Linked DNA regions of Homo sapiens: region 1 is linked to region 2. A link is a contact called in ENCODE Hi-C data. All regions are on one chromosome and are shown on one strand. The core of a region is the stretch at or near the end of the contact, and the rest is flanking DNA. Distances in the headings are between cores, read along the strand shown. Region 1 holds the start of SULT1C3 (sulfotransferase family 1C member 3). Region 2 holds the start of LINC01593 (long intergenic non-protein coding RNA 1593).

Region 1 (3,614 bases), core at 335-2,834, 190 kb before region 2:
AGTTAACTAAGTGGACTGCACCCAAAAAGTTAAAGCAAGCTTTTAAACTTTTGCTTGGAATATTGCTGATGCTTGTTTTATTTTGTATCATCAAGTAAACTTATTTTTAACTATTTATGGCTTTTAATAATTGAGTAAGGTACATATTGTGAACCAAATTTGGAGCATGTTTATTTTTCTCTGCCTGGTTCCTCTAGAATTAGGAGACTATCTATGAGTACTCTTAACTTACGGCAATATAGTTGTTTGCATCAGTGTGACAATAATCCATTTTTCTTTGTCAACAGGACACAATTGGAAAAACTGGTTATTTTACATATGCTTTGACTGAAAGGGTGTGTTTCCCTTTGAGGAATCAAGCGTGACACGCAGAGCCAATAAAGCCTCTTGGGGAGAGCTGGCCTCATACCTTGTCTACACAGTGTGGCACAGGGTTCCTAACCTCTGGTCAGTCAGGAATGTCACTTTCTAACAGGTCTGGGAACTAACTCCATGTTGATCTTGGGAACTCAAGAGAAAGACTCACACAACTCATGGAGGATACGAACCATGGCTGGGCTCGGCTTTAAATGTCTTATCTGAAATTCCTTGTGGAACAGTTTCTTCAAAGCCAATCCAAAAGGCATATGTAGATGTAACCATTCTTGCTGCACATTATGCAAATAATCAGGCCAAGTATAAGACTATAGTGTATTCTACCCACAGCACACATGGTCTTATCATAATTTGTTTTTACCAAAAATGAGTACTGGAGAGAGAAATTGTGTTCCAAATGTTATCATATATTTGTCATTAAATTCTAGTCTCTTTCATTGTTTTGAAGCTTTTTGCCTACATTTTAGACGAACCCTGCTTATTCCTGTGAATCAAGTGGTATCTCCTACAGCTTGGAAGAAACAAAAAGGGATGGGTAATGTAAAAATCTGAATCAATATGCTAGTTCTGGGCAATGATCCTGCAAATTCTGCCAGGTAATAAAAGTAAGTAGGGTGCCCACCCATAATCTGGAGGTTTCTTTGTTTGGGAAAATAAAACTAAGAAAGTTCACAGACCCCCAAAGGGAAATTCTATATCTTGGTAAGTAAAATTTTAGATGGAAATTATCTACTGCACCACACTTATGGGAATTGCTATATTCACTCTACTATTTGCAATAGGGTTACAGGTATTTAAAGATCAAATCAAAATTATTGAATGCATTTAGCATCTCATTCTTTCAGACCATCAGGGAAAGATATCTAAATAGAGTTAGACTTCTGCTTCAGTGTTACCTCAGGACCCAATACCATCTGAAGATGCATGAGGCATTCAGTTCACGACTTACCTGAGTTTTATTTGGAGCTGCAAAGTCTAAAGGCTCCAAAGCTATTTTTTATATGATTAACAAGGGTTGAATATCCCGACCCTTTTCCAGGGCCTGGTGGTCGTCAGACACTAGGATGAGAGTCTCTAAGAGGGTGAGGCTTACCTGGTATCTCAGGCAGCAGAGGAAGCAGCTTGCTGCCTTTAGTCAAACTGCTTCCTGGAAACCCAGAGCCAGGTCCAGCTCCAGGACACTGTGCAAGCAAGAGCACAGCAGGTGAGGATGGTGCTGACTGTCCAGAGCTTATAAACCTGGGAGGATGGGTGGGGTGGGTGTGTCAGCCTGGGGTAAGGCTGATGCCAGGGCAGGACTTTGCACCTGCTGCTGTGTTCTGCCTCCACTGGATCCTGATGTACTCCCCAAGGTACAAATCTAGTCCTGGCTTGGCTCTCTGCAGATACCACAAAGTTGAGGGTCGCTGCTCCCTTTTTGATACCAGCTACTCAGAATGTAAATGAACAGGTCCAACATGAGGGAATACAAACCAATAATTCATTAATTATCCCAGGGAGCCCATATTTATACTGAAGGTCTTCCCAGACCAGCTCTCAGGACAGGAACTTGCACAATTATTTCATCCTGTTCCCTTTGACCCTGTAGAAAATATATTCTATTGCCTCTTTACTGAATCCGTAGTTAAAATTGGTGTAGAAGAAAGTTCATTTTAGGAAACCACAAGGCCTGTAATAAAACCATGAAACCTCCATGTCCCCCTCTGTGTGTGTGTGTGTGTGTGTGTGTGTGTGTGTGTGTGTGTGTATTTCAGGGCAAGAATGTCGGGGTTAGTGGATGCAGTGGGACACACTGTGGTTGTCAGTGGGTGTGGGCAGGGGAGAACAGTCTCCAGAGCTTCTGATCTTGCACTCCTCACCTGGTGCTTAGTAAAATTTCCATCTGTTGAGATGATCTAATTATTGATTTTACTCTTTTTATTATACATAGTAACACTCAGTATACTGGAGTTAAGTAAATATTGTACAGAGTTCATTGTTAAAATTCCATATATTTACATTGTCTGTCCTCTGTTTTGCAAGACTCCCAGAGACCATTCCTAATCTTCAATTTCAGTTATACTTTTGAGACAAAGTCATTGCTTTTTAATCTCTTTCTGAACTTTTGTTCCTGATGATTGAGCACTAAAACACAGAGCCTTAGGGCATGACTTTGAAGCCATATGGCTGTGTTCTCCATTATCTGGCAACCTGGTTTTAGGAATCATGTGACGTGAATTATGTAGAGCATCAGAACAGTGCCCAGGACAAAGGATGTCCGGCACGTGGTGGTTCATATCATCATTACACTTGGCTGCTGAGCTGATGTCTTGCAGAAAACCTAAATGAGGTCTGTTTGTGAAAACTCCTGGTGGAGGAGGAGGACTAAAATGCTCCCTTTATAGTTTCCATTACATATGCATGATATAGAATGTTCTCACTGTGAAACATGACCATTCCTGCTACAGACCTTCTTTAAGGGGTGAACATATCAAAACAGGAAAAATGTGAGTGTGAAAAGAGGTTCTGTTGATTACATTGACTGTCAAGGTAAGAAGTGGGAGTTTTCCAGCTAAAAGGACAGTCCCCGTCCAATTGGATCATTTGGTCACACTGTCATGACAGACCTGAAGCCAATAACAATTTTGATAATTGTCCTAGGGGCTGGTGTAGGAAGAACTGGGAGGTTTTCTTGGATAGAGTCCCCTTGCCTAAACAGATGCTGTAATTGTCACAAAACCATCTCTGCATGCTTGTTGTTTTGTGCTGTCTCTGGTCTCCTTTTGGAGGGAAGAACTGCATGTGTTAAGATCCAAGGGCAGAGAACCTGGTCTACTTGCATCTCTTTGTCTCTCCCTGTGGTTTCTTTTCACTGCACATATTTGACAATTTGATCCCCTGTCTATGTGGTATCTTTTGTTAGGTCTTAGTCAATTTTAGCTTTTTTCCATTTTAACAACTTCAAAAGGCTTAGAATTGTACCTGAGGTTTCCACCTTGCCAGAATTTCTAGTTTAGGGCCCACTATTTATCTTTTTCTTTTTATGAAAAAAAAAAAAATCTTTTTTTTGAGATTGAGTCTTGCTCTGTTGCTCAGACTGAAGTGCAGTGGTGCGATTTTGGCCCACTGCAGCCTCTACCTCCTGGGGTCAAGTGATTCTCCTGCCTCAGCCTCCCGAATACCTGGGACTACAGGCACATGCCACCACACCTGGCTAATTATTGTATTTGTAGTAGAGATGGAGTTTCATCATATTGGCG
Region 2 (3,403 bases), core at 735-3,234:
AGAGGCAAGCTTTAGAATCTGTTGCTCTGTGCCCTCTTCCCAGCCCTCCCTAGCCACACACAAGATCACTGCTTCTCAAATCCTGGATGAGAAAGTGCCAGTTTTTCTTTTTCTAAATTCCCAATCCATTGTAGACTACATCTTTTTATAAAATACAATTGAAAATAGTTATTAGAAACAAACAAATATAAAAACATAAAATAGAAGTCTGCTGATCACATTTGGATATTTGTCCAATTGCTCTAAAAGCTTCTTAATGCCTACTCTCAATTTTATACTTATCTTGTTACGATAACAGGCAGTTTATGAATTGACACCCATGCATGGTACTTGCTTTGAGGAGCACTGGTCTAGATTGTCCCATGACTTCTACTCTTCCTTAAGTCTCATTGAGGTGTCCCTTGCCCTCAGTGATGGAAGCTTTCTTCCGTCTCCCCAAGATTGGACCAGTTACTTCTCCAGTGCTTCCCTTGCACACTGTGCTTTCCCAGAACTTAAAGGGACTGTGTCTTTTTCACCTTCCTATTTTCATTGCTAACAAGACCTGACACACAACTGATTCTCAATAAGCACCAAAAGAATGCAGAATGCATTTATTTCAAGAAAGTAGAGAATTAAGGTGCATATTGTTCAACTCCGTAATTTCTAAACTTGGGTTGTGATCATTCTTGGCAATAATTAGACTCACTGCCTCTTTGGAAAAAATACTTTCTTGGCAGGAAAATGAAATTAATAAACAACAGTATATTTAGGCCCTGAGGAAGTCTTATTCATAGAACTTACCCAGAAAGTAGATTTTATTCATGAGCTTCAGGAAGGAAATTGAAGGCTTAATTTATATTTCTTTCTCAGAAGTAGATGTATAAATCTTTGGAAACTTTTTCTATCTTTGAAATATGTTGCCTTAGACAAGCCTTGATTCTGATGATTCATTGAAGACTTACTAAGAGCATAAATTGATGTAGAGGACAGTTGATCCAAACACCAACAAGGGATAATAGAAATACCAGCGGCTGCCTCACCAAGGGAAAAGAAATGACTTTTAGGGATAACTTCTTTTTCCCTTATGGATAAAGGAGAAGTGTGAAAATATGTTTCTATCTTCTCCATGTAGTTTTGGTACTACATCTTTGAGAGAAGAAATTGCTAATCTCCATTTAATAGAATAGGTCACTGAGTGGCCAAAGGAAGAGAAAATGCTGCTCATTTGAAAGGTTACCAATTTGGTTATCACTTTCTGGATGAGGGTCAGTATTTCCTAGTAATTCAGACCAAATAAATGTTGAAGATATGTCAATGAACTAAGCACAGAGCCTACTGTTCCTTGGCTTTGCTCTGAGAAGAGAAGCGATCTCTTCTTCACTGAAGACTTTTCATCTACCCCCGCCCCTCCACTGTTGTTAGCAGGGACATGGATCCAAGACTGGGAGGAATGAATCCCTCCCCATGCCCCAAACTTCCTGTCTGTAACTGGTAAATGGGGCTCAGGTTGTGCTTGTGATGCCAAACATCTTGGGACAGACCAGGAAGTCTCCTACTATTAGTGGGAAATTATGCACAATCTAATAACACAGACCCAGTGGCACATACCTTCAGAACAAGAAACTTTCAGGGCTGTGGAGTAAGAGCCAGGCATATGGACCCCTCATGTGTACACTGTACGTGACTTATGGATTGGGCTGACAGCTTTTCTTGCCCACGCATACAGCTATTTATTTCTATATGTGTATAGCTTGTTATGATTAACAAATTCAACATTTTATATAGAACTTTTATATGCATCTCGTAACTTTTGCCAATATGTTTTTCTCTCAACAGATAATGCAAGTACCATTGCTCTCATTTATGGGTTTGTGAATGCTGAGATTAAGAAGGAATCGTGAGTCTCTACAAGGTTGGAGACTGTAATGTGCCCTGCCTGGCTGGCTCTGGCTTCACACTCTGCATTGTGTGTGCAGGGAGCTTCTGGACACTCTGACGAGGATCTGGTTACCTCTGCACAACACAGAAGACAGGTTGAGGAAGACGGAAAGCTGAGGGGCTTCTTCAGGGAAAAATAATCTCAGCGTAGCATCCCTGTAAGCCTGTCTCCATCTTACTTGAAGGTGAGTTAGGGACACATGGAAACCCTTATGTCCCCAAACATCCCCCACATATGTTCTGAATGTTCCATGCTCCTGTAACCAGGAGAGCTCACCCTTCACTGTGGAGAATCCACAGTAGACTGGGCTCCAAATACCTGGTTTACGATGAAGCCCTGTTAGTTTACTGCCACGTTGAAGTGACACATCTCCCGTGTTCTTTTCTTGAAGAAACACCTTGATTAGAAGAGAAGGCGTGAGGTTTAAGGAATCTGGGAAGGGAAGAGAGTCCCATGGAGGGAAGAACAGTGTGGGTTTTTGTGCCATTAATTTAGATTTTAGGCATGATGGTTTTATGTCAACATGGAACAGAAGGGAGGAGTCAGGAACTCTCATCCAGCAGAACAGGATGGGGTGGATGGTGGTCTGCGATGGAGGCAGCGATTCAGCCAGGTGGGAGAGGCCCAATGTGTTAGTACAATTCCAAACGGTCCTGTTTGAGGCAATGGCTGGCCCTGGAGCTCCAAGCTGGCCCTAACAGCAGCATAGAAGTAGAGGCATGAGGCTGTGTGCAAGTGGAGAGCCCTGTGGGCTGCAAGTCAATGTTCAGGGCGTCTGCTTTGGAGAACAAGGATCTCATCACTAGATAGACTTTTGGGGACTGGGCTCCAAATACTAGGAGAGGGGTGGACACAAGCCTTTAACATCATGGGATGACAGCCAAAAGCCGAGGGAGATCATGGATCTAAGTGATTACAGGAGGGACATGTGGCAACAAAGACTTCTTGCGGGCTACCATGGGAACCCAGTGCATAGTACTGCAATATCAAGATTTAGGATGAAGATAAGAACTAAGTCTTGGGGCCATAATGATGGAAATGACAAGGCCATAGGCTGAGGCAATTTGAGTACAGCTAAATACTGCCCAGCCTGTAATTGAGTCTGTTTGCTATGGTGGTATTGTTACTGTGCCTCAGGACAATTTACTAAGGAGGGCTTCAGACAGGGAAGTTGGTAGTGATGCCTTCAAAGAAAGGAAGTCCTCTGAACCTCCACCCGATCCCAGGGAAACATGGCCAGCTTTGGTCTAAGACATTCAGCCTCTTTAGCATAGCAAAATGAAGCTATTCTTGTGTCCCTCTAGTGCAAAAGTTGTACATTAAGTTGAAGAGCCATATCATAGCCACATATAAAAGGTTTCTTTACTGTGGCTGTTTTCCTCTGTGCATAACTGCTCTTTGAGAAGATGGGAAGGTGGGAGCAGTGATATCACAGTAGGATTTAGGCATTTCTAGGTCTCTTAATTAAAATGTCACCAGAAC

The links. Hi-C counts contacts between places; a loop is a spot of excess contacts on that map.
Region 1: a loop to region 2 is called in a map of OCI-LY7, with 2.9 times the contacts of the local background. The contact joins the promoter of SULT1C3 here to the promoter of LINC01593 in region 2. A Hi-C loop is called at or near these places in 1 of 168 maps with a recorded cell type or tissue (OCI-LY7).

What each region holds. Positions count from the first base shown.
Region 1 is chr2:108,237,938-108,241,551 of GRCh38, reverse strand. SULT1C3 (sulfotransferase family 1C member 3) reads right to left here and starts at 1,584. Exons shown (of 8, transcript NM_001320878.2): 1 at 1,469-1,584.
Region 2 is chr2:108,051,336-108,054,738 of GRCh38, reverse strand. LINC01593 (long intergenic non-protein coding RNA 1593) reads left to right here and starts at 1,984. Exons shown (of 3, transcript NR_135071.1): 1 at 1,984-2,105.